2 separate regions of the Homo sapiens genome follow, and region 2 is linked to region 1. The links are chromatin loops, found by intact Hi-C in ENCODE. Cell type or tissue: breast epithelium. All regions are shown on one strand. Each heading gives the region's core, and the rest is flanking DNA. Links, peaks and the distances in the headings are about the cores only.

The links. Hi-C counts contacts between places; a loop is a spot of excess contacts. Peaks named below come from ENCODE experiments on the same cell type or tissue, not always from the same donor. Only the 100,000 strongest peaks of a DNase experiment are listed, where the experiment ranks them.
Region 2: it touches region 1 in a loop (14-fold over the local background); 1 of 110 quality-filtered maps calls a loop at or near these places.

The regions. Positions count from the first base shown.
Region 1 is chr16:89,443,004-89,458,848 of GRCh38, forward strand. The region is part of intron 1 of ANKRD11 (ankyrin repeat domain containing 11); the gene reads right to left. It overlaps LOC101927817 (a long non-coding RNA gene), which reads left to right. Exons shown (of 3, transcript NR_110932.1): 2 at 7,841-7,991; 3 at 10,255-11,491. It also overlaps the pseudogene RNU6-430P and the pseudogene CMPK1P2. Among named protein-coding and RNA genes, the nearest start is that of ANKRD11, 40 kb to the right of the region's middle. RefSeq lists a silencer at 7,058-7,137 and enhancers at 10,624-11,444, 15,342-15,843, 15,844-15,845. In breast epithelium, for the core only: no CTCF peak of the experiment used is centred there; a DNase peak (open chromatin) is centred at 6,898; H3K4me3 peaks cover 424 bases; H3K27ac peaks cover 278 bases.
Region 2 is chr16:89,788,963-89,796,962 of GRCh38, forward strand. It overlaps FANCA (FA complementation group A), which reads right to left. Exons shown (of 43, transcript NM_000135.4): 11 at 6,944-7,056; 12 at 3,509-3,585; 13 at 2,965-3,106; 14 at 2,441-2,574. Among named protein-coding and RNA genes, the nearest start is that of FANCA, 24 kb to the right of the region's middle. In breast epithelium, for the core only: a CTCF peak has its summit at 4,353 (motif pointing left); a DNase peak (open chromatin) is centred at 4,339.

The DNA.
Region 1 (15,845 bases), core at 3,299-11,298:
TTTTTTTGAAACAGAATCTCGCTCTGTCATCCAGACTGGAGTGCAATGGTGCAATCTTGGCTCACTGCGACCTCTGCCTCCCAGGCCCAAGCAATTCTCCTGCCTCAGCCCCCGTGTAGCTCGGATTACAGGCATGCATCACCACGCCCAGCTAATTTTTATATTTTCAGTAGAGACAGGGTTTCACCCTGACCTCAAGTGATCTGCCCGCCCTGGCCTCCAAAGTGCTGGGATTACAGGTGTGAGCCACCTCACCCGGCCTCAAATGTGAAGTATTTCAAATCGAACTTGTTCACAGTCAAGGCAAGCATGGCATGCTTGCTTTGGCCAGCACATGTACTAAAAATTCGAACAACAGAGACGATTACCATAGCCCCTGTGCAATGATGACATGCAAATTTGTGAAGCATTCCATACTTTAAAAAAAACACACACAGATTGGGACCTGCTCTGCAAGGCATCAGATGCCTTCCAGTCAGTAAGAGACAAGAGATACACAGGGTGCTCCCATTCCCACAGCAAGCACCACCCTGCACCACTAGTATTAGCACCACCCACATGGAAGGGTGCCAGACACATACCTACTAGCTGCCTGCCACGCATGGAAAATTCTTTAGGCAATACCCTCCGCACCCAGAAGGCTACCAGACCTGTTAAGCCTTTTCAACCAGTTTTTGCAAGCAAGAGAAATGCAATTCTTAAGAGCGGGAACACCCCTTTATTACATGTAAAGATACACAAGCTGGATGAATTGAATAGGGGTGAACAGTGATGACCCATGACCAAGATGCATTAAGAAACAGATCTGCACAGGAAGGTGGAACAAGGCCCGTGAGTGCAGAGCAAGCCTGCTGGGAGGGCAGGGGCTTGTCTTGGAGGAAAGTGCCAACAAAGCCTGTGCCAACTACAGCTGCCGTGCCGGGCCGGCGTCAACACCGAAGGAGAGGTGTGCAGAGACAAAGCGGCCTGTCAGGCTGAACAGGGAGGCAGAAACTCCGCAGACCAAGAATACAGTTTCCATAGTACCCTGTAACTCACCAAGGCTGGGACAAAGGTTAATGAAAAGTTCAAATCTGAAATAAATAACAACTCACTTCGGTATTTTACAAAAAAGGTAGTTAAGTATTTTTTTTGTGTTCCTGCATAAAATACTAGTAAGACTCAAAACAGGTAGATACTGATATGCAAGTTTTAAAATCACAAGCAGAAGAAACAACACTCTGTATGCCCTTCCAGGTGGAAATGCAGTCAGCAGAAAACTGTCTCCATGAGATAAATGCTCCTGCCCAAAGCCCACTCTAGCAATGCTTCCTCCCTGAACCACAACTCTGAACAGGCTGCCACTCACTGCAACTCCTTGCACATGACAGACTTGCTGGGAAGAGCAGGTGCGTACTAAACATTTTCTTTGGGCTCCAGAAAGCACTAACGGCCTACTTTTGCAACGGGGCGGTCGGGGGGGTGGAGTGGAGGGAGGGGGGTTGTGTAGGGTTTGCCATCAGCGTTACCCTGGAGCTAGTCCAGCCCTGGACTTCGATATCACCTGAAATCCAATCATCAAACTTTGCCCACTGTTTCTTCTCCAAAAGCAAGGAAAAGAAAAGCTATCATGAGCCCCTTCAGGGTCTAGCAGCATACAAGACTGCTTTTAGAAATTCTACTCCAGGCATAGTGGCTCACGCTTGTAATCCCAGCACTTTGGAAAACAGGAAGGAGGATGGCATGAGCCCATGAGCTCAAGACCAGGCTGGATAACACAGCCAGATCCCGTCTCTGTTATAAATAAATAAATAAAATGTAAAAAAAAGAGAAATTCTACCAAATAAAGATCAACTATGATGTAACAACCAAGTAACCCTACAGTGTGAGAAATGCATGAGGGGCTTAAGCTCAGGGAACCACCACCTAAAGAGAGAGGCAGAGACCTCAGAGGACATCACCACAGGAGCAGGCAGGCTCCCACCCAGACAGTGGCACACTGCCACCCTTGCAAACCTACCACACAGACCCGTTCAGCACCTGCCCTTGCACCACCCACCTGGAGGCTCAGCATCCAGGTGTGCTGGCCCCTTGGGTGAGGGTGCCCAGGCACTCACCAACTGAAGTCCCCATCTCTCCACGGCAGGCCCACCTCAGAGGAGGCAAATGTTAACGGCTGATTTCTTCCCATAAAGCTAAGCCCTTATCCATGTGGCTTGTTTACAAAAGTAAAACAGGCTGTTTGGACATGGCATTAACCAATGTATTAGTAAGGGAAGGGGAGCAAGCTGTTTTCTTTAACTAATATATATAGGTCCAACCCTAGTTCAACCACTGCTCAGCCGTTTCGAACCACTGGCTGAGCAAATTCAGCCTCTCTGAGGTTCAGGTAAACTAAGAGGTCATCTCCTTGGGGCGTAAGATGCTACCCCTGAAGCAACATCACACCTCTCATGGACGTCACTATCATCCTCCACCCCAACCTGCAAACATACCTAGGACCAGTGCCCCAGCCCCAAGGAGCCACAGAGGCTGAGGATGATCCGTCCTCCAAATGCTCAGGCTACTCTGAAGCAGGAAACAAAGACAGCAATAACCACAAGCACAGGGACAATGTCCTGCCTGACACCTGAATTCTTACTCTGATATCTCAACATCCTCTTCAATAAAATCAGGAAATAACTGTATTTTTTTAAAAAAACGATTTTGAGCCCGGGCACTGTGGCTCACGCCTATAGTCCCAGCACTTTGGGAGGCTGAGGCAGGCAGATCACCTGAGGTCAGGAGTTCGAGACCAGCCTGACCCACATGGAGAAACCCCGTCTCTACTAAAAATACAAAATTAGCCAGGTGGTGCATGCCTGTAATCCCAGCTACTCAGGAGGCTGAGGCAGGAGAATCACTTGAACCCAAGAGGCAGACATTGTGGTGAGCGGAGATCGTGCCATTGCACTCTGGCCTGGGCAACAAGAGCGAAACTCCGTCTCAAAAACAAAAACAAAAAAAAAAATTTTTTGTTAAAAAAAAAAAAAAAAAAACCAGCCTAGTATATGTTCCTGCCTAAGAGAATATGAAGCTTTGTTTTGTTCTTCAGATGGATCCACACTTAGAACCACCATCTTTAAAAAAAAAAAACTGTTTAAAAAGGACTTCCAATTGCATTTCATGAAGGCAGTGGGTAGAAAATCCTTGATCAGTCCCTAATTGGGTGTGTTTTCCATGAATGAGCTATTGGGATACAGAGTGTCGAGAACAAGAAAACAGCTTCTAATATGAAAACAGATGAGGTTCTCCTAAAGCTTCTGTGACAGCTGCATCTAAACAGTTTAACACTGAGGTGGACGGGCGCAGTGGCTCACGCCCCTAATCCCAGCACTTTGGGAGGCCCAGACAGGCAGATCGCTTGAGCCCTGGAGTTCGAGACCAGCCTGGTCAACATAGCAAAACCCCATCTCTACAAAAAACACAAAACTTATCCGGGTGTGGTGGCAAGCATCTGTACTCCCAGCTGACAGGGAGGCTAAGAAGGAAAGGTCACTTAAGCTCAACAGGCAGAGGTGGCAGTGAGCTGTGATCATGCCACTGCACTCCAGCCTGGGTGACAGAGCGAGCCCCCGTCTCAAACAAAAACAAAAACCAAAAAAAACCCACAGACTCAATTCTGGCTGCCAGGCCATCAAGGGCTGTGAAGTGAAGCCCTGAGATCCTTGTGGCAGGACCCTGGACACACAATGACAGTGCCACCAGCCACAGCCATGCCCAGCAAGCAGCTTCCTGTCCAGTGAGCACCAAGGGGCCCTTCTCACACACAGCCTCCCACTCAAACCTCGAGCATCCGCTTCTCTCCTCCTCCACTCTGGGGCACAGAGGCTCTCGCCAGCCCCCACAGCTGCTTCTCCGCTTGTCACCCTGCCACACACCCTCTGTCCCTGCAGTTCCAGGGACAGCCGAGGTGTTCTCACTCTGCACCAAGTGCCTCACGGGCCAGGTCCTGCTTAAAGCCTGAATGAAGCAAAGCTTGGAAAGGACCCAACACAACCTGCCACCAACTGAATGCCTGCCATCCCTCCCCACCCTACGAAGACACTGCATGAAAGCCACCGAGCACGTGACTGCATGACCCCCACACAAAGGGCACGTCCATCGTTCCAACTACAAAGCTCCACGTCCAACACCAGTGGCCTCCTCACCCCCAATGCATATTTGCAACCCATTAGTACCAAAAGTTTAATCACTATTGCTGCCCTGTCTCCTACTACCCCATTCCTTGCCCTCATTAAACTCCTAAAGACAGTGGTCCCTAGATGCCTCCCTCTCTTCCCTATCCAGCGACTTATCACAAACACCCCAACACCCTTTCCTCTCCATCAGATATCACTGAACCTCAACAAGGGGGCCTGAGGTGCCAAAGAAACATCACATAGCACGATCTAGAGTGTAGCAACCACACAGCTAACACCCAAATCAGAGGGTCCTCATGATCCCATCCATGCACCCACATCCCGGCTGTCGTCCACAATCCTACGAATCAGAGGGTCCTCGTGATCCCCATCCGTGCACTCACACTCCCTGCTGTGGTCCACAATCCTACAACAATGCTCCACTCTTGGCCTCGTACCCTAAGTGTCCACATTCCACCTGTTCTCACTCCTCCTACACAGCCACCTTTGGCCCTAAGAACACTGCATCCGGACACGCAGGCCCTCGGCCTCCCAAAGTGCTGGGATTACAGGCGTGAGCCACCGCGCCTGGCCCAACATCATGTATTTATTACATGTACCAGCATTTATCTAATATTTTCCTAAAATACAATAACTTTTTCTTTTTTTTTTTTTTTTTGGAGACAAAGTCTCACTCTGTCACCCAAGCTGGAGTGCACTGGCACAATCTCAGCTCACTGCAACCTCCACTTCCCAGGTTCAAGCAATTGTCCTGTCTCAGCCTCCCAGGTAGCTGGGACTACAGGCGCCCACCACCACGCCTGGCTCATTTTTGTATTTTTAGTAGAGACAGGGTTTCACCATATTGGTCAGGCTGGTCTCCAACTCCTGACCTCAGGTGATCCGCCCACCTTGGCCTCCCAAAGTGCTGGGATTACAGGCATGGAGAGTTGGGCCATCTATTCTCTCACTGAAGCAGGGATGACTTTGTCACATGCACCCTTGCAGACACTGGGCACCTTGCAGACAGTGGGCACCCTGCAGACAGTGGGCACCTTGCAGACACTGGGCACAGGAATTCAGTAAGACTGATAGGTGATGTTTTTAGTTAGGGAGAATATATGTGCAAATTATTTCCATGTAATATAAAAAGAAAAAGTCTCAACTGTAAAATGAGCATAAACAGTCCAATGGTGAAACCTTTTCTCAAAAATCTGAATTGAAAGGACAAGTTATATTAGTGCTCAAGAAAAACTTCTCCCTGATCTGTCAGAATTCACACCATGAGTTCCAAATCACACGAAAGTACTCAAAGTCTTGGCCAAAGCAAACCTACTACAGCACCTAAACACAAATCTCCATTTTCTTTTTTCTTAAATTAGCCTTACTACTATATTATTAAAACTCTCAAACCAAAAGTTGAAACTAAAAATTGAAGTATTTTATAAAGGACATAAGCACAAAAATACCTTCCAAATAATCTTCAAATACGCCTAATTAAAAGCAGGCATTTAATTGCACAAATTTAATGAATTTAACATTTAAAAGTAAAGTTAAACTGCTTCTGAGGCCTTACAGTACCCTAAAATCATTTTCAAAGTCCAAGACGAGACGGTGCTGGACTAGCAGTCCTAGAAAAACCCTCACCAGCACCGCCCCGTCCACCGGAGCGCACGTGAGTCCCGGCATGCGGGCAGGGCAGGAGAGCTCTTTCTATCCCCACCCACCTCTGGCTCACTCCATGAGCACAAGCAAAGCAGTGCCCCGGACCTGGCATCTGTTCATGTTTTACTTGCCCATATCACCATTGTATTTAGTTCTTGGTAGCAGCCATCAACCATCATAAAGCAGCTTCTTTTATTCTTTGCTACTTCAAATCACACATGAAAAAGAAAATGCAAGAATAGAAACACAGAAATGGAAATGGGCCAGGTGTGGTGGCTCACACCTGTAATCCCAGCATGTTGGGAGGCTGAGGCCGGAGGATTGCTTGAGCCCAGGAATTTAAGACCTGCCTAACCAACACAGTGAAACCCAGTCTCTACAAAAAAAAAAAAAAAAAGAAAAATTTGCAGGCATGAGGAATGTTGGTGCATGCCTGTAGTCCCAACTACTTGGAGGCTGAGGTGGGAGGATCACTCGAGGTGGGGTGGTCGAGGCTACAGTGAGCCGTGATCCCACCACTGCATTCCATCCTGGGTGACAGAATGAGACCCTGTCTCAGAAAAAAAGAAACACAGACATGGAGAGAGAAGGCAGCTATCATGGGGCAAATTTAAACCAGGATCTCTGGAAATGCGTTATTTTTTTTTTAAATTATACCCACACACCCCTTCCACATTCTTCTATACTTAGAAAGGGGGTGTGCAGGCCGGGCGTGGTGGCTCATGCCTGTAATCCGAGCACTTTGGGAGGCCGAGGCAGGCAGATCACCTGAGGTCGAGAGTTCGAGACCAGCCTGACCAACATGGAGAAACCCCGTCTCTACTAAAAATACAAAATTACCAGGGCGTGGTGGTACATGCCTGTAATCCCAGCTACTCGGGAGGCTGAGGCAGGAGAATCACTTGAACCTGGGAGGTGGAGGTTGCAGTGAGCCGAGATTGTGTCACTGCACTCCAGCCTGGGCAACAAAAGCGAAACTCCATCTCAAAAAAAAGAAAAGTGTGCATACCAACCTGGTGAGCTAGGTAAGGTGCTCACATACTGGCAACAGAAAGCAGGTGACATGATCAAAGTCATAGACAGGCAGAGCCACACTGAAGAATGCAGTCCTGGCTACAGGTCCCAGCTCCTGCTTCACTGAGCACCCTGAGGGAGCCCTTCCTAAGCAAGGGGAGCCCTGCCTAAGCACTGGGGAGCACTTTATCTCACAACAGGAAAAGGCATTCTTTCCCCTCAGTTTCTCAGAGACCCAGTGACTTCAGGATTTGCAAACAATTGTGTTACTGAATGTGTCACACTCTGCTCCAGCTGCAGGGAAGAACCTGAGTGATGAGAGTACATGATTCTGACTCTGACCCTGACTTCCTCTTAACCTCCATACCCAAATCAAGACCTGTGCATGGAGCTGGCTCAGACCGGGGAGCCAGATGCTGTCTGAAAATATGCCATCAATTCTTTCTACTCACTTAAAATTCAAGTACCTAAGACATTCACCCCCCATTTTGTAAAAAAGCAAACAAAAACATAAGACTCAGAGACAGAATGTAAGAATACAACGAAGTATACCTGGCTGGAAGAACAGCTTTTACAGTGACAGCAACACCCTAATGGGCCCTCAAGACAAACTTGTGCCTCCCTCCGACGGTGTACAAGGAGTTAGGACTTTCCTGTGACCCTCAACAAATACTTGCAAGTATAAAGTTCGTTTTAACTTCTAGACCCGCTTTGTTTTAGTACTGATTGCAGAAGAGGGCTGACAATCCCAAGCTCTAAGCCTTTCTTGTGATTATCATTCCCAAATTCTCTTTCGCTATGCATACATTCCTAAACTCCTACTTTCTCCAAATTCTCAAAACATTCTATTTTACAGAGAGAGACAGGGTCTCACTATGGTGTCCAGGCTGGTCTCTAACTCCTCGCCTCAAGCAATCCTCCTACCCCAGCCTCCAAAACTGGCGGGATTACAGGCGTGAGCCACCATGCCTGGCCTGTCAAGACATTCTAAATTCTATTTTGTTCAATTTAATATCACACAGAAACTAAATATGCCTTCCATCAGCCATGAAAATGACTAATGAAAATGTAAATGACCACGTGGCCCAATCCTGGTTTCCATGGGAAGACCAGCTGGCTCACCACCCAGCTAAGAGTTATGGCCTAAATCAGAGGTGATCGGGGTGATCAGAGGTGAGCAAAGCACTGTTTCTGTAAAGTTTTAGTTTTATTGGAACACAGCCATACACAGCCATGCTTTTGCTTCAATGGCAAAGTTAAGTAGTTTCAACAGAGAAACCTATGGCTGGCAAAGTTCTTTACCACTTGGTCCTCTGTAGAAAAAGTTTGCCAATGCCTGGCCTATGTCAGAATTCTAACTACATCTCTACAGACTAGCCTAACAAGTGGGTCAAGTGCTAATAGTTTTAAGGGTGTTTCGGGTTTTTGTTTTAAAAGTTAATTATCTGTAAAGACAAATCAATGGAGACAGATAGTAGATTAGTGGCTGCCTGGGGTGTGAACAGATTAACTGTGAATTGACAGGAGGGATCTTACTGAAGTGCCAAAAATTTTCTAAAATTGGATTATGGTGATGATTTCACAAATTACTTTTTTTTTTTTTTTTTTGAGACGAAGCCTCACTCTGAGGCCCAGGCAGGAGTGCAGTTGTGTGATCTCAGCTCACTGCAGACTCCGCCTCCCGAGTTTTCAAGCAATCCTCACACCTCAGCCTCCCAAGTAGCTAAGATTACTAAAGGCACATGCCATCAAGACTGGTTAATTTTTGTATTTTTAGTAGAGACAGAATTTCGCAGTGTTGGCCAGGCTGGTCTCAAACTCCTGACCTCAGGTGATCTGCAAGCCTCGGCCTCCCAAAGTGCTGGGATTACAGGCTAGAGCCACCGCACCTGGCCCATTTCACAAATTACTTTTAGTAAGCAAACTTAACTAAAAATCACTGAACGGCATACTTACAATGCATCAATTTATGACGGAAAAAGTATTTCAGTGAATCTTAAAAACTGAAAAAGAAAAGTCAACTATCTGTATAATTGTACTTTGGTAATCTAAGACCTAAAGTTTAGGGTACAAGCTGAAATAAAATCCTAAAAAATCTTTAAAACATGTGTCTAGACGTTCAAAATTTAACCTCTGGTATCAAATAGCTCATTTGCGCCGGGTGCAGTGTCTCACGTCTATAATCCCAGAACTTTGGGAGGCCGAGGCAGGTGGATCACCTGACCTCAGGAGTTCAAGACCAGCCTGGACAACACGGTGAAACCCCATCTCTACTAAAATACAAAAATTAACCAGGCATGGTGGCACACGCCTATAATCCCAGCTACTCGGGAGGCTGCAGCAGGAGAATCGCTTGAACCTGGGAGGTGGAGGTTGCAGTAAGCCGAGATCACACCACTGCACTCCAGCCTGGGCAACAGAGTGAGACTCTGTCTCAAAATAAAACAAAAAAAACTCATTTGCAATTTAGAGACAGGAATTACAGCCAAGTGCACCCCTTACCCCACTCCCCTGGAGCCACAAGCCAAGAGGGCAAGGTAGGGAGGACCAACCATGCCTGGTGTCCTGCCACCAATGGCTCCAGGAACCCCAAGTTCTCTCCCACACCCTGGGCGTGATTAAAACTAGTAACACCTTTCTGTTAGAAACCACAGCGGGTGAGGACACAGCTGTTTACTTTTTTTTTAATCAAGAATGCTGCTCTCAGCACTCTGGGAGGCTGAGGCGGGTGGATCACCTGAGGTCAAGAGATTGAGACCAGCCTGGCCAACATGGTGAAACCTCATCTCTACTAAAAATACAAAAATTAGCCGAGTGTGGTGGCGGGAGCCTGTAATCTCAGCTCAGGAGGCTGAGGCAGGAGGCAGGAAAATCTCCAGACCTGGGAGGCAGAGGTTGCAGTGAGCAGAGATCATGCCATTGCACTCCAGCCTAGGCAACAGAGAGAGACTCTATCTCAAAAAAAAAAAAAAAAAAAAAAGAATACTTTGATGGTATCTTTGAAAGTTAAGAGGTCCTATTCCCCTCACTACTTTTAGATTCTTGTTTTCACATGGTCTTCTTGAAAGAAACTGCACACGCCCGCTTTTTCATACAATCACACATGCGTGGATAAACACATACCATCTTTTATTTTATTTTCTAAATAGAGACAGGGCCTCCTTATGTTGCCCAGGCTGGTGTCAAACTCCTGGGCTCAAACAATCCTCCTGACTCGGCCTCCCAAAGTGCTGGGATGACAGATGTAAGCCACCACGCCCGGCTGCACAGAACATCTGAAGCACATTTCTTTTTTGTTGTTGTTGTTGCCGTTTTCATAATAGTATTTAACAAGATAAATATCTTGGCTCCTTTTTGTTTTTATTGCCCTGCCCTTCAGGGATTAAGTGCATTTCTTAGATACTCACTACTTCTCTGACATTAAATTTTGTTTCAGTTGCTTACATCAACGTTTCAAAACCCAGAAATAAGAAAATTATTGTTCGAGGTCAATAACCATGTTTATAACAACTTCCAACTTAAAATGGAAGAGGAATCCCTTGGAGAACACACATTTCCTTATGGAAGTTTCCTCAAAATTTCTAATAGGAATTTCAACTAAGTTAAAGTACTAATTTAAGTAGGACAAGACAGAATTCTCTTCCTTCCCAGACACTATTACAAGCCAAACCACGTTTCACAGGAACACGTCCTGCCTGCTAAGGTGTCCCCTAGGACAAAGCTGCTTGCCAGCTGACCATCACTTGTATTGCATACTTTAAAAAGTGTGGCTAACAGAAAGGAGGCAAGACAGATGTTATTTAAATAAAAGCACAAAGCATCTGTTCAAGCACGAAAAAACATATGGGAAAATACAAGCACAGGACACTCAGGACAATGTGATGTGCTGAAGACACAGCGGCAAACAAAAGAGACCGGATGCCACTGACCTGTCCAAGAAGAAGAACAGGAAGTATTACATGAAGGAGAACAGGAAGTAAAACATGACTGGAGACAGAACTTGTGAATTCGAGGCAGGACTCTGGAGCCAGCCTGCCCAGGGTCCAGTGCTGGCGTCCACTCCCAACTTCTAACTTCCCTGGGCAAGTGGCCCAACTTCCTTGTGCCTCAACTGACTTATCTCTGCCACAAGGGGCAGAGGAGCACCCGCACCTCGGGAGTTCCCAAGACTGTCTGAGTGGACCTACATGGAGCACACAGAAGAGCACCCGGCAGGTAGTACATGTTTCACAATAATCCTTCCACAATGCAAATGACATACACTCTAAACTCATCATGGGGGAGTGCTTCACAACACCCCCTGGCACACCACAGCCAACACAACCACAGCCAACACAACGACAGCCGCGCCACAACCAAGAGAGCCTGAAGAGCTGCTCTCAGTCACTGCCCAGCAAGTGTGGGCAGCTGTAGCTTACAGACCAAGGCCACAGACCACAACTTCTGCAGGCTTGCCTGGGACACAGGGGCAGATAAGGAGAGCACCTGAGGCCTACGCTGAGTCCCACAGCAAGGATCCGACCCACATGGGCACAGAAGACTTCTACTGCAGGTTGCAAATCTTACATCCTTGACCTAGTGGGTAAAAAAACCCTAAGAAAAGGCAACTTTCTAAAACAATCATACTACACTCATATAAGCAATTAATTTTTAATAAGCACTGCTCATATATTAATGCCAATTTTCTCCTTCACAAATTATAACTCTGTCTTAAACCAAGCCACTATGAAAGCGGCTCTAGGCCAGACTCTCAGCAGCTACCACTGCTACGGTTCCTCAAGCTGCTCCCCTGGGTGCTTCCAGGGTTCCTCAAGCTGCTCCCCTGGGTGCTTCCAGGGTTCCTCAAGCTGCTCCCCTGGGTGCTTCCAGGGTTCCTCAAGCTGCTCCCCTGGGTGCTTCCAGGGTTCCTCAAGCTGCTCCCCTGGGTGCTTCTAGGGTTCCTCAAGCTGCTCCCCTGGGTGCTTCTAGGGTTCCTCAAGCTGCTCCCCTGGGTGCTTCCAGGGTTCCTCAAGCTGCTCCCCTGGGTGTTTCTAGGGTTCCTCAAGCTGCTCCCCTGGGTGCTTCTAGGGTTCCTCAAGCTGCTCCCCTGGGTGCTGTTAGGGTTCCTCAAGCTGCTCCCCTGAGTGTTTCTAGGGTTCCTCAAGCTGCTCCCCTGGGTGCTTCTAGGGTTCCTCAAGCTGCTCCCCTGGGTGCTGTTAGGGTTCCTCAAGCTGCTCCCCTGGGTGCTTCTAGCGTTCCTCAAGCTGCTCCCCTGGGTGCTTCTAGGGTTCCTCAAGCTGCTCCCCTGGGTGCTTCTAGGGTTCCTCAAGCTGCTCCCCTGGGTGCTGTTAGGGTTCCTCAAGCTGCTCCCCTGGGTGCTTCTAGCATTCCTCAAGCTGCTTCCCTGGGTGCTTCTAGGGTTCCTCAAGCTGCTCCCCTGGGTGCTGTTAGGCTTCCTCAAGCTGCTCCCCTGGGTGCTTCTAGCGTTCCTCAAGCTGCTTCCCTGGGTGCTTCTAGGGTTCCTCAAGCTGCTCCCATGGGTGCTGTTAGGGTTCCTCATGCTATCTCCCCTTAAGTGCTGTGGCAGCAGTGCAGAGCCCACATAGCTATATAAGCTACTCAGTAAGAAAAACCACACAGGAGCTACACGCACCACATCATGGACAAACCTCAAAACACACCAGGTGGGGATGTCACTGAAAACAGCCCCAAAACTCACTCCTTCCAACACTGCATGAGTAAGCTGCAAAAACTGTCAGAATCAACTCTTCAGAACTGTGGAGTCTAATAAAAAACTTCTAACAAGCAGAGAACGCCTAATGAAAAAGCTGCTCGATTTGGGCAGGAGAGAGCTGTGGAGAGGAACTTACCTGCTCACACACCTCATCCTTGGAGACAGCAGCCCCCATTGCTGGTACAAAAGAGTGCCGCAGACTCAATTCTCAAAGAATTGGGGCTGTACATTTTGACCTATCTGGTAGGAATGTAAAATGGTGCAGCTGTTGTTGAAATACTTTGGCAATTCCTCAAAAGGTAAACACAGAACTATGATATAACACAGCAATTCCACTCCTTGGTATATGCCCAAAAAGTGTTCAAATGGAAACCTGTGCACACATGCTCACAGCACTATTGAAAACAGAAAGGTGGAAACAGGTAGGGCGTGGTGGCTCACACCTCTAATCCCAGCACTTTTGAGAGGCTGAAGCTGGCCAATCACCTGAGGTCAGGAGTTTGAGACCAGCCTGGCCAACATGCTGAAATCCTGTCTCTACTGAAAAATACAAAAAGTAGTCTGGTGTGGTGGCGTGCACCTGTAGTCCCAGCTACCCGGGAGGCTAAGGCAGGAGAATCATTTGAACCCAGGAGGCGGATGTTGCAGTGAACCGAGATTGTGCCACTATACTCCAGCCTGGGCAACAGAACAAGATTCGGTCCCAAAAAAAAAAGGGGGGGTGGAAACGGGGGCCAGGCAAGCTGGCTCATGCCTGTAATCCCAGCACTTCGGGAGGGCAAGACAGGCAGACCACTTGAGGTCAGGAGTTCGAGACCAGCCTAACCAACATGGAAAAACCCTGTCTCTACTAAAAATAGAAAATTAGCCGAGCGTGGTGGCATGTGCCAGTAATGCCAGCTACTCGGGAGGCTGAGGCAGGAGAATCACTTGAACCCGGGAGGCGGAGGTTGCAGCAAGCCGAGATCACGCCACTCCAGGCTGGGTGACAGAGCAAGACTCCGTTTCAAAAAAAAAAAAAAAAGATGGAAACAAGCCAAGTGTCAATCAAGACAGGATGGGTAAACACCCTGCCTACACCCAGACAATGCAGCATTATTCACAAGTAAACAGGAATACAGTTCCAAGACATACAACATAGATGGACTCCAAAAACACGTTATGTGAAAGAAGCCGGACACTAAAGGCCATATATTATATGAACTCATTCCTAGGAAGTCTCCAAAATAGACAGATCCACAGTGGCACAGAGTCAACAGTGGCTGAAGAGCTGCGGAGAAGTGGAGCGCTTCCTTCGGGGGGAACAGAAATATCCTGGAATAGACATAATGGTGCTAGTTGCACAAAGTTGTAAATGTGCTACAGGCCATGGAATTGTACACATTCAAATGGTCAGAGTGGTGGGGTGTTCGTTATGTGAGTCTTTTTTTTTTTTTTTTTTTTGAGACGGAGTCTCGCTCTGTCGCCCAGGCTGGAGTGCAGTGGCGCAATCTCGGCTCACTGCAAGCTCCGCCTCCCGGGTTCACGCCATTCTCCTGCCTCAGCCTCCCAAGTAGCTGGGACTACAGGCGCCCGCCACTACGCCCGGCTAATTTTTTGTATTTTTAGTAGAGACGGGGTTTCACCGTTTTAGCCGGGATGGTCTCGATCTCCTGACCTCGTGATCCGCCCGCCTCGGCCTCCCAAAGTGCTGGGATTACAGGCGTGAGCCACCGCGCCCGGCCGAGTCTTACCTCAATAAAATTAAAGTAGTATGTCAGACTCAAAAGACTACAAATTCCAGGCCAGGCGCAGTGGCTCACGCCTGTAATCTCAGCACTTTGGGAGGATGAGGTGGGCAGATCATGCGGTCAGGAGTTCAAGACCAGCCCAGTCAATATGGTAAAACCCTGTCTCTACTTGAAAATACAAAAATTAGCCAGGCGTGGTGGTGGGCACCCGTAATCCCAGCTACTCGGGAGGCTAGGGCAGAAGAATCACTTGAACCCGGGAGGCGGAGGCTGCAGTGAGCTGAGATCGCGCCACTGCACTCCAGCAAGGCTCCGTCTCAAGAAAAAAAAAAAAAAAGACTACAAATTCCATTCATATGAAATTCTAAAATAAGCAAAACTAATCCACAATAACAGAAAGTGGGCTGGCAGTGCTTGGGGCAGTGGAGGGTTCTGGTTACAAATGGGCATTCTGCGGTGATGGAAATGTCTGTGTCAAGCTGGTGCTTAATACCTGGGGTATCAAAACTGTCAAACTCATCCTACTGTACCTTCTAAAATGGCTGCTTTTATTATATAAAGTATACAGGTATAAACATCACTGAAGAAATCCAGGTACATGTGAAACACACAAGTGTGGAGCTGAATGGAGCCACGCGAACCAATACACAATCGTCAGATTCAGACCCAGACCCCAGCTGAGACGGCACCTCGCAATGACTTGCTCCCAAAGAAAGATGTTCTGGCCAGAGCCCTGGAGACCCCACACCTGGGGACTGGAGACCGCAGCCATCCACCTGCAACTCTGTTCTCAGACACCTCTGCTGTGCGGTGGCCCCAGGAAAGCAGTGACACAAAAAGAAAAAAAAAAGCTTTCTGAAACGGTGCTTTAGAGGTTTAACCAAAATAAAACTCAACCAATTTTCTTCAAAACATAAACTCCTGTTCTTGTTGTACTTTAGCACTTGCTTTACGTAATTTCATTTCTTTTTTTTTTTTGAGACGGAATCTCACTGTGTCACCCAGGTTGGAGTGCAGTGGCGCGATCTCCGCTCACTGCAAGCTCCGCCTCCCGGGTTCAGGCCATTCTCCTGCCTCAGCCTCCTGAGTAGCTGGGACTACAGGCGCCCGCCACCACGCCCGGCTAATTTTTTGTATTTTTAGTAGAGACGGGGTTTCACCATGTTAGCCAGGATGGTCTCGATCTCCTGACCTCGTGATCCGCCCATCTCGGCCTCCCAAAGTGCTGGGATTACAGGCGTGAGCCACCGTGCCCGGCCACGTAATTTCATTTCTTAGGAATAACATTTTACATTAAAGAAAATACTTTGCCACGCTTTCACTCATGATTTTGCAGTTCCACTGGAAGGCTGAACATCACTCTGGCAAGTTCAGACATGTTCCATTAATCATCTCCAAGGCTGCTTGCTACAAAGAAGCTGTTTCATTCAACAGCATCTCCTTAAACAAAATCCAAGCCTGCTTTGCCTTTGGTAACCAAAACTTGATTTAACCTCCCAAAGAGGGAGCCAGCCTGCTGCTGGCCACTGCGTGCCCTAGGCCTCAGCTTCCTGCTGCTGACTGGCTGCCTGCATCTCCTCTGCG
Region 2 (8,000 bases), core at 1-8,000, 340 kb after region 1:
TCCTCTCCCAACTGTCGCCTCTGGAACCGAAGAAAAAGCAGCCCAGGGAGACACCTGAGCCGCGGCTCGGGGAGACCCATCAACTCCTGACCCAAGAGCACCAGGTGGATTCTGGCACAAATCTCTCAGCGCCTCACTAAAAGGACAGAACAAACACCTCTCCTCTTAGTTTAGTGGAAGCCCCAGGCTAACTGGGCAGAGCTGGGGAGAGCCTGAGGGCAGGTGAGAAGGAACTTTAAGGAATAGAAGTGAGTTGACACTGACACTGCACCAGTCACCACCTTCTCCCAACACAAGCAGATGCGGCTCAGCCTCCTGTGCAGCCTCAGCTCCTCAGAAGGCCTGGGGGGGGAGCAGGCACCGCAGCCACGATGGCGATGCAGGCACCGCAGCCCTTGAAAATTTCAGGGAGCTGAGACTCCTACAAAGAGGCAACTACTTCACCGAGGTGGTGATGGCAGGAAAACTCAATACTTTTTTTTTTTTTTTTTTTTTTGAGACAGAGTCTTGCTCTGTCTCCCAGGCTGGAGCGTAGTAATGCAATCCCAGCTCAATGCAGCCTCAACCTCCTCGGCTTAAGTAATCATCCTGCCTCAGCCGGTAAGTAGCCAGGACCACAGGTGCTTACCACCACACCCAGCTAATTGTTACATTCTGTAGAGACCGGGGTCTCACTGTGCTGCCCAGGCTGATCTTGAACCCCTGGGCTCAAGCAATCCTCCTGCCTAGGCCTCCCAAACTGCTGAGATTACAGGCATGAGCCACTGTACCTGGCCCGAACCCAAAACTTCTACAAAAATTAGCTCTTCAAATGGAAACTTTACTCACAAGCACTAAAAGAGAAACCATGGCGGTCCTTCAAAGCTGATATCTCAAATACACCCAACTCCCCACATGAACTGGGGGTTTTCACAGGGGTTGCCCAGGGATCCCTGAGGTCTCAGGAGCTCAGACTCAGTAGTCTCAAATGGGCCCTGGATCTTTATTTCCAAAGCCCCCTCCAGGCGAGTCTAATGCCCACTTAGGTTCAGGAACAGCTGCATAAACTTCTGTCAGAGAGCACACTGTGTGTGTTCCAAAGAAAAAGGAAGAATATGTGATACGGCTGAAGAAATGAAGTACTTGTTTCAGGACTTACGTGAAAATTAGAGACGCAAGGCTGGGCACGGTGGCTCATGCCTGTAATCCCTGCACTTTGGGAGGCCGAGGGAGGCGGACCACTTAAGGTCAGGATTTTGAGACCAGCCTGACCAACATGATGAAACCCTGTCTCTACTAAAAATTAGCCAGGTGTGGTGGCGAACGCCTGTAACCCCAGCTACTCGGGAGGCGGAGGCAGGAGAATTGCTTGAACCCAGGAGGAGGAGGTTGCAGTGAGCCGAGGTCGCACCAGTGCACTCCAGTATGAGTGATAGAATGAGACTCCACCTCAAAAAAATAAATAAGTAAATAAATAAAATAAATAAATAAATAAATAAAAAGGAAAGGCCAGGTGCGCTGGCTCATGCCTGTAATCCCAGCACTTTGGGAGGACAAGACGGGCGGATCATGAGGTCAGGAGTTAGAGACCAGCCTGACCAACATGGTGAAACCCCGTCTCTACTAAAAATACAAAAATGAACTGGGTATGGTAGTGCACACCTGTAATCCCAGCTACTCAGGAGGCTGAGGCAGGAGAATAGCTTGAAACGGGGCAGCGGAGTTTGCAGTGAGCCGAGAAGGTGAGCTTTCTGTACCACTGCACTCTAGCCTGGGCGACAGAGGAAGACTCCATCTCAAAAAAAAAAAAAGGGAAAATAAGAGACATTGTATACTCTGCAAAAAGCAGCATCCACTTCTGTGTCCCCTCTTTCCTGATTTCACTCATTTTCTTTTTTTTCTTTTTGGGATGGAGTCTCCTTCTGTCACCCAGGCTGGCGTACAGTGGTGCAATCACAGCTCACTGCAGCCTTGATCTCCCAGGCTCAAGTAATCCTTGCGTCTCAGCCTCCCGAGTAACGAGGACTACAGGTGTCTGCCACCACACCTGCGTAGTTTTTGTTTTGTGTGTGTGTGTGTGTGTTTTTTTTTTTTTTTTTTTTTTTTTGGTGGAGATGAGGTTTCACTATGGTGTCCAGGCTTGATTTCGCTAATTTTCTTATAAAAGACAGCAGGAGGCTCCGTCAACTAAGTGAGACAGAAACCAGGGGAAGGAGCTGAGGCCCCGACAGGGAGAACCCAGGCTCCTCGGAACATGCAGAGGAAGATCCGCTGAGGCCCCGACAGGGAGAACCCAGGCTCCTCGGCACACGCAGAGGAAGATCTGCCAAGGCCACTCGGCAAAGCTGACAGCAAGGTTGCTCACTCACATGACAGAGAATCAGGTGGGGACAGCATGGTCCCCACTCCCAGGCCTTCTGGGAAGATCAGGTATTAGGTAGCCGATTGGCAGGTCACTTACCTTGAACCAGTCTGCATATGACAGGAACGCAGAGGGGCCCTCCAGTGCTGCCTGGCGCACAACCAGGAACGCAGTGACCATGCTGTCCAGCTGGCAGCTCTCGAATGCCTGGGCCATCAAACGCGCCACCCAGTCTAGTTAAGAACCATGACATAGTCACAGCAAGGCAAGGGCAGCCAGCAGGAACATGACGTGAGTTATGCTGGGTGATCAAGTATTCCAGAAGGAGACTGTGCACACCCAAACACCAAGTTTTAAAAGACTACACAGCAATTACAGCATGTCAAGTGCAAACCACTAGAGACCTGAATGAAGCAGCAGTGGACACTCTGGCCTCTCAGAGCAGCAGTCAGTGCTTATGGAAGCGTCTGACAAAGAATGTTCCATCGACAGGAGGCACTGCAGGTTCCGGGCAGGTAGGGAAGGGCTTCACTGAGAGGCTCACCCACAGTCAGCTGGGACTCTGCTGACACCCCCCTACACACACTCTTGACCAGCACCACCGGGCTCGCGTAAAAGCTCACCTTCAAGCAGCTGCTGCGCTTCTGGAAAGCAGACAACCAGGGCAGACACAAAGGAGAGCACTCTCTGCCAGTGAACCTCCTGCGTTTCCAGAACTTCTTGCAAATGGCCAACCAACTCCTCTGCACTCAGCATCACAAAGAGCTGAAATAAAAGCATCCGCTCCCTTCAATATCCAAGCAAACCAATGTGCGACAGATGACCCCTCACCTTCCTCCCAGCCGGTGGCCACCGCAGCCCCCTCACTTCCCACTGCAAAGGTAACACATGGAGCTGTGACAGCTCACACCGTGGCGTCTCTCCCCTCACAGTGGCCAGCACCTGCTTGGAGAGAATTCTCCCTATCTCAAGGAGGAGGGGCTCGGCCCAAGGGACAAGTTCAGTCTCCTGACCTGAGTGGTGGCCTTGATGAGGACAGCCACATCTCACCAGACATCCCTGAACCTCTCGATGTGCCGTCCACGGCAGGCAGCATGACAAGTACTAGGCAGATCTTAATCCCCCCGCCACGAGCTCAGAAGCAGGTATAATACCACATCCACTCACCCTGCGGTACAGTGAGGTGAGCAGAGGGTGTGTCCGCGCAAAGCTCCACTCTCTCTGCATCTGAACAGCATCAGATGCTGCAGGGGGAGAAACAGACAAAAACTTCAAGTCAGAGATCAAAAAGTTGTGGGTTTTTGTTAAGGACCAGCCCCACAGGGTCGGTGGGTCTCTCCCCGTGTGCGGCGACGAGAGAGTGTAGAAAGAAAGATACAAGACAAAGAGATAAAAGACAAGACAGCTGGGCCCGGGGGACCACTACCATCAATGCGCGGAGACCGGTAGTGGCCCTGAATGTCTGGTTGTGCTGTTATTTATTGGATACAAAGCAAAAGGGGCAGGGTAAAGAGTGTGAGTCATCTCCAATGATAGGTAAGGTCACGTGTCCACTGGATAGGGGGCCCTTCCCTGCCTGGAAGCCGAGGCAGAGAGGGAGAGGAGATAGAGACAAAGACAGCTTATGCCATTATTTCTGCATATCAGAGACTTTTAGTACTTTCACTAATTTACTACTGCTATCTAGAAGGCAGAGCCAGGTGTACAGGATGGAACATGAAGGTGGACTAGGAGCGTGACCACTGAAGCACAGCATCACAGGGAGACGGTTAGGCCTCCGGATAACTGTGGGTGAGCCTGACTGATGTCAGGCCCTCCACAAGAGGTGGAGGAGCAGAGTCTTCTCTAAACTCCCGGGGGGAAAGGGAGAGTCCCTTTCCCGGTCTAAGTAGTGAGTGGTGTTCCTTGACACCTTTTGCTACCGCTGGACCACGATCCGCTTGGTGACGGGCGTCTTCCCAGACGCTGCCGTCACCGCTAGACCAAGGAGCCCTCTGGTGGCCCTGTCCGGGCATAACAGAAGGCTCACACTCTTGTCTTATGGTCACTTCTCACCATGTCCCCTCAGCTCCTGTCTCTGTATGGCCTGGCTTTTCCTAGGTTATGATTATAGAGCGAGGATTATTATAATATTGCAATAAACAGTAATTACTACCAACTAATGATTAATGATATTCATATGTAATCATATCTAAGATCTATATCTGGTATAACTATTCTTGTTTTATATTTTATTATACTAGAACAGCTCGTGTCCTCGGTCTCTTGCCTTGGTGCCTGGGTGGCTTGCCGCCCACAGGTTTTGTTTTTGGACAGGGTCTCACTATCACCCAGGCTGGAGTGCAGTGCTCACCACAGCCTCGACCTCCCTGGCTCAAGCAATCCACCTGCCTCAGTCTCCCAAGTAGCTGCGACCACAGGCGTGTGCCACCATACCCAGATACTTTTTGTATTTTTATTTTTTTGATGCTGAGTCTCACTCTGTCACCCAGGCTGGAGTGCAGTGGTACAATCTCGGCTCACTGCAAGCTCTGCCTCTCGGGTTCAAGCGATTCTCCTGCCTCAGCCTCCCGAGTAGCTGGGACTACAGGCGCCCACCACCACGCCCGGCTAATTTTTGTATTTTTTAGTAGAGATGGGGTTTCACTCTTTTGGCCAGGCTGGTCTCGAACTTCTGACCTCGTGACCTGCCCGTCTCAGCCTCCCAAAATGCTGGGATTACAGGCGTGAGCCACTGCTCCTGGCCAAAAAGTTGTGTTTCAAAGCTTCAGTGTGAAGACAGATCTTAATATGTACTTTTTCAGTTATTAAAGTTCACCATCTCCCTGTTTGTTGCCTATTTGCTATATCATCAATTCTGTTTCTCAGGCCCGGTTACTTACTTGTAATGCTTTGTCATATTCACAATAAATATTTTCCAATGTACCAACTGCATTTCAATTTTCCTGCTTTTAAACTGTCAGTAAGGTCAGGCTAGGTGGCTCACGCCTGTAATCCCACCACTTTGGGAGGCCGAAGTGGGTGGATCACAAGGTCAGGAGTTCTAGACCAGCCTGGCCAAGATGGTGAAACCCTGTCTCTACTCAAAATACAAAAAGTAGCTGGGCATGGTGGCAGGCGCCTGTAATTCAAGCTTGGCAGGGAATAGCTTGAACCCAGGCGGCAGAGGTTGCAGTGAGCTGAGATCGCACCACCACACTCCAGCCTGGGCAACAGAGTAAGACTCTGTCTCAAAAAAATAAATAAATACATAAAATAAGATAAACTGGGAATAAACCAATCATGGTGGGGATGCTGTTCAAAGGAAGCTCAGCTCAGTCAAGTGATGATAAACTCCTGAGCACCTCACAGCACCTGTTGGGAGCCATCTGTGTATCCCTCATCTCCCACCAGTTTCCTGCCTGAGCATCTACCCTGGGGATATGCTAGATACAGAAAAAGCTCAAAGTGTTCATCGTGGCCTTATTCGTAAGACTGATATCTTGGGTACAGTCTGTCATACATGGGTAACAGGACACCCACTGGGCAGACGATGCCTGGGCCATCAAACACGCCACCGAGTCTAGCTGAGAACCATGACACAGTCACAGCAAGGCAAGGGTAGCCAGCAGAAAGATAACGTGAGTTGTGCTGGGTGATCAGGTATTCCAGAAGGAGAATGTGCATGCTCAAACACCAAGTTTTAAAAGACTAGACAGCGGCTGGGCACAGCGGCACACGCCTGTAATCCCAGTATTTTGGGAGGCCGAGACGGGCGGATTACCTGAGATTAGGAGTTCGAGACCAGCCTGGCCAACATGGTGAAAGCCCGTCTCTACTAAAAATACAAAAATTAGCCGGGCATGGTGGCACATGCCCGTAATCCCAGCTACTGTGGAGGCTGAGGCAGGAGAATGGTTTGAACCCGGGAGGTGGAGGTTGCAGTGAGCCCAAATCACGCCACTGTACTCCAACCTGGCAACAGAGCAAGACTCCATCTCCAATAAATAAATAAATAAATAAATAAATAAATAAATAAATAAAATAAAGATATTTCTATTTTACGCTGGGTGCGGTGGCTCACACCTGTAATCCCAACACTTCGACACTCTGGGAAGCCAAGGCAGGTGGAGCACCGAAGGTCAGGAGTTCGAGGCCAGCCTGGCCAACATGGTGAAACCCAGTCTCTACTAAAAATACAAAAAATTAACCGGGTGTGGTGGTTGGCGCCTGTAGTCCCAGCTACTTGAGAGGCTGAGACACGAGAATTGCTTGAACCTGGGAGGCAGAGGTTGCAGTGAGCTGAGATCACGCCACTGCACTCCAGCATGGGCAAGTGAGTGAGACTCTGACTCAAACAAACAAACAAAAAAGATATTTCTATTTTAATGACAATTATTTTGTCCACTCATAATTCTGAATTTTCTTATAAAAATCTGTTGCTTTCAGGTAAAAGGATATTTAGTAACAATCTCAGGCATCTGAGGACCCAGTCTCTGGTTCAAGACAGACGTAAAAGAGGTCCTAGAATTCCTGGCATCTCCAGTCAGCGTTACCAAGGCAACAAGGCAACAGCAATCCCCAAAATGGGTAGCAACTGAGCAGCCTCCACACTGGGCCTACCTTTCAGCACAGGGCTGTGAGTGAGTATCTGAGTCAGGGTATGACTGAAGAACCTCTTCAGAGGATCTGTGGAAATTACACTGCCAAGCGTGTGTCCACTGAACACTCCGAACCTGCCAATGCAGCAGAAAGAGGGGTCAGGAAAGGGAGGGTGCCTTGCACGCCACCCACCAATCCCAGCACAAACTGTGGCTCAGGCTCATCCCTTCTTTAAGCAAGGAAGGGGCTTTCTTGGCCAGGCCACTATAACCACAGACTTGAAACTGAATCCAAGGAGGTGGCAGTTCAACGAGAAAGGGGGCAAGGCAACGGCGAAACCCACGGAGCAGAGAAGCGAAGGAGCAGAAGGAAACAGGTGGGGAAGGGCAGGCCGCGCCACACCCGGGAGTGGAGCAGAAGGAAACAGGTTGGGAAGGGCAGGCCGCGCCGCACCCGGGAGTGGAGCCCCGGGAGCCAACCCGACGGGGCCTCAGCGGCACCCTCTGTGACACGGAACTCCCCCAGAGGGTCGTGCCAAGCCTGAGAGAAGAGCCCAGCACACCAGGGCCTCAAACAGTCACAACAGGGACTGAGGCCAGCTCTGTCCATGAAGATGAGGAAGGAATGGAAGGGACTAAGGTTTCCTGGGCCATCTGTGTGAGAGAACACGATGTTCTGGGGGTGAATGGGGTCACAGAGCCAGGTGGCAAGAGCACTTGAGGTCTGTTAGCCTGCCACATCCCAGCAGGCCTATACAGACCACCAAACCAAACCCAGACCCTCTCGTGAGGCTTACAACCTGCAACCAGCAAGCGGCACTTTATGCCGATTCCCCAGGTAAGAAAATCAAGGGTCCAGCCGGGCACGGTGGCTCATGCCTGTAATCCCAGCACTCTGGGAGGCTGAGGCGGGCAGATCACAAGGTCAGGAGATCAAGACTACCCTGGCTAACATGGTGAAACCCCATCTACACTAAAAATACCAAAATATTAGGCCAGGCGCATTGGCTCACACCTGTAATCCCAGCACTTTGGGAGGCCAAGGGGGGCAGATGACAAGGTCAGGAGCTCGAGACCAT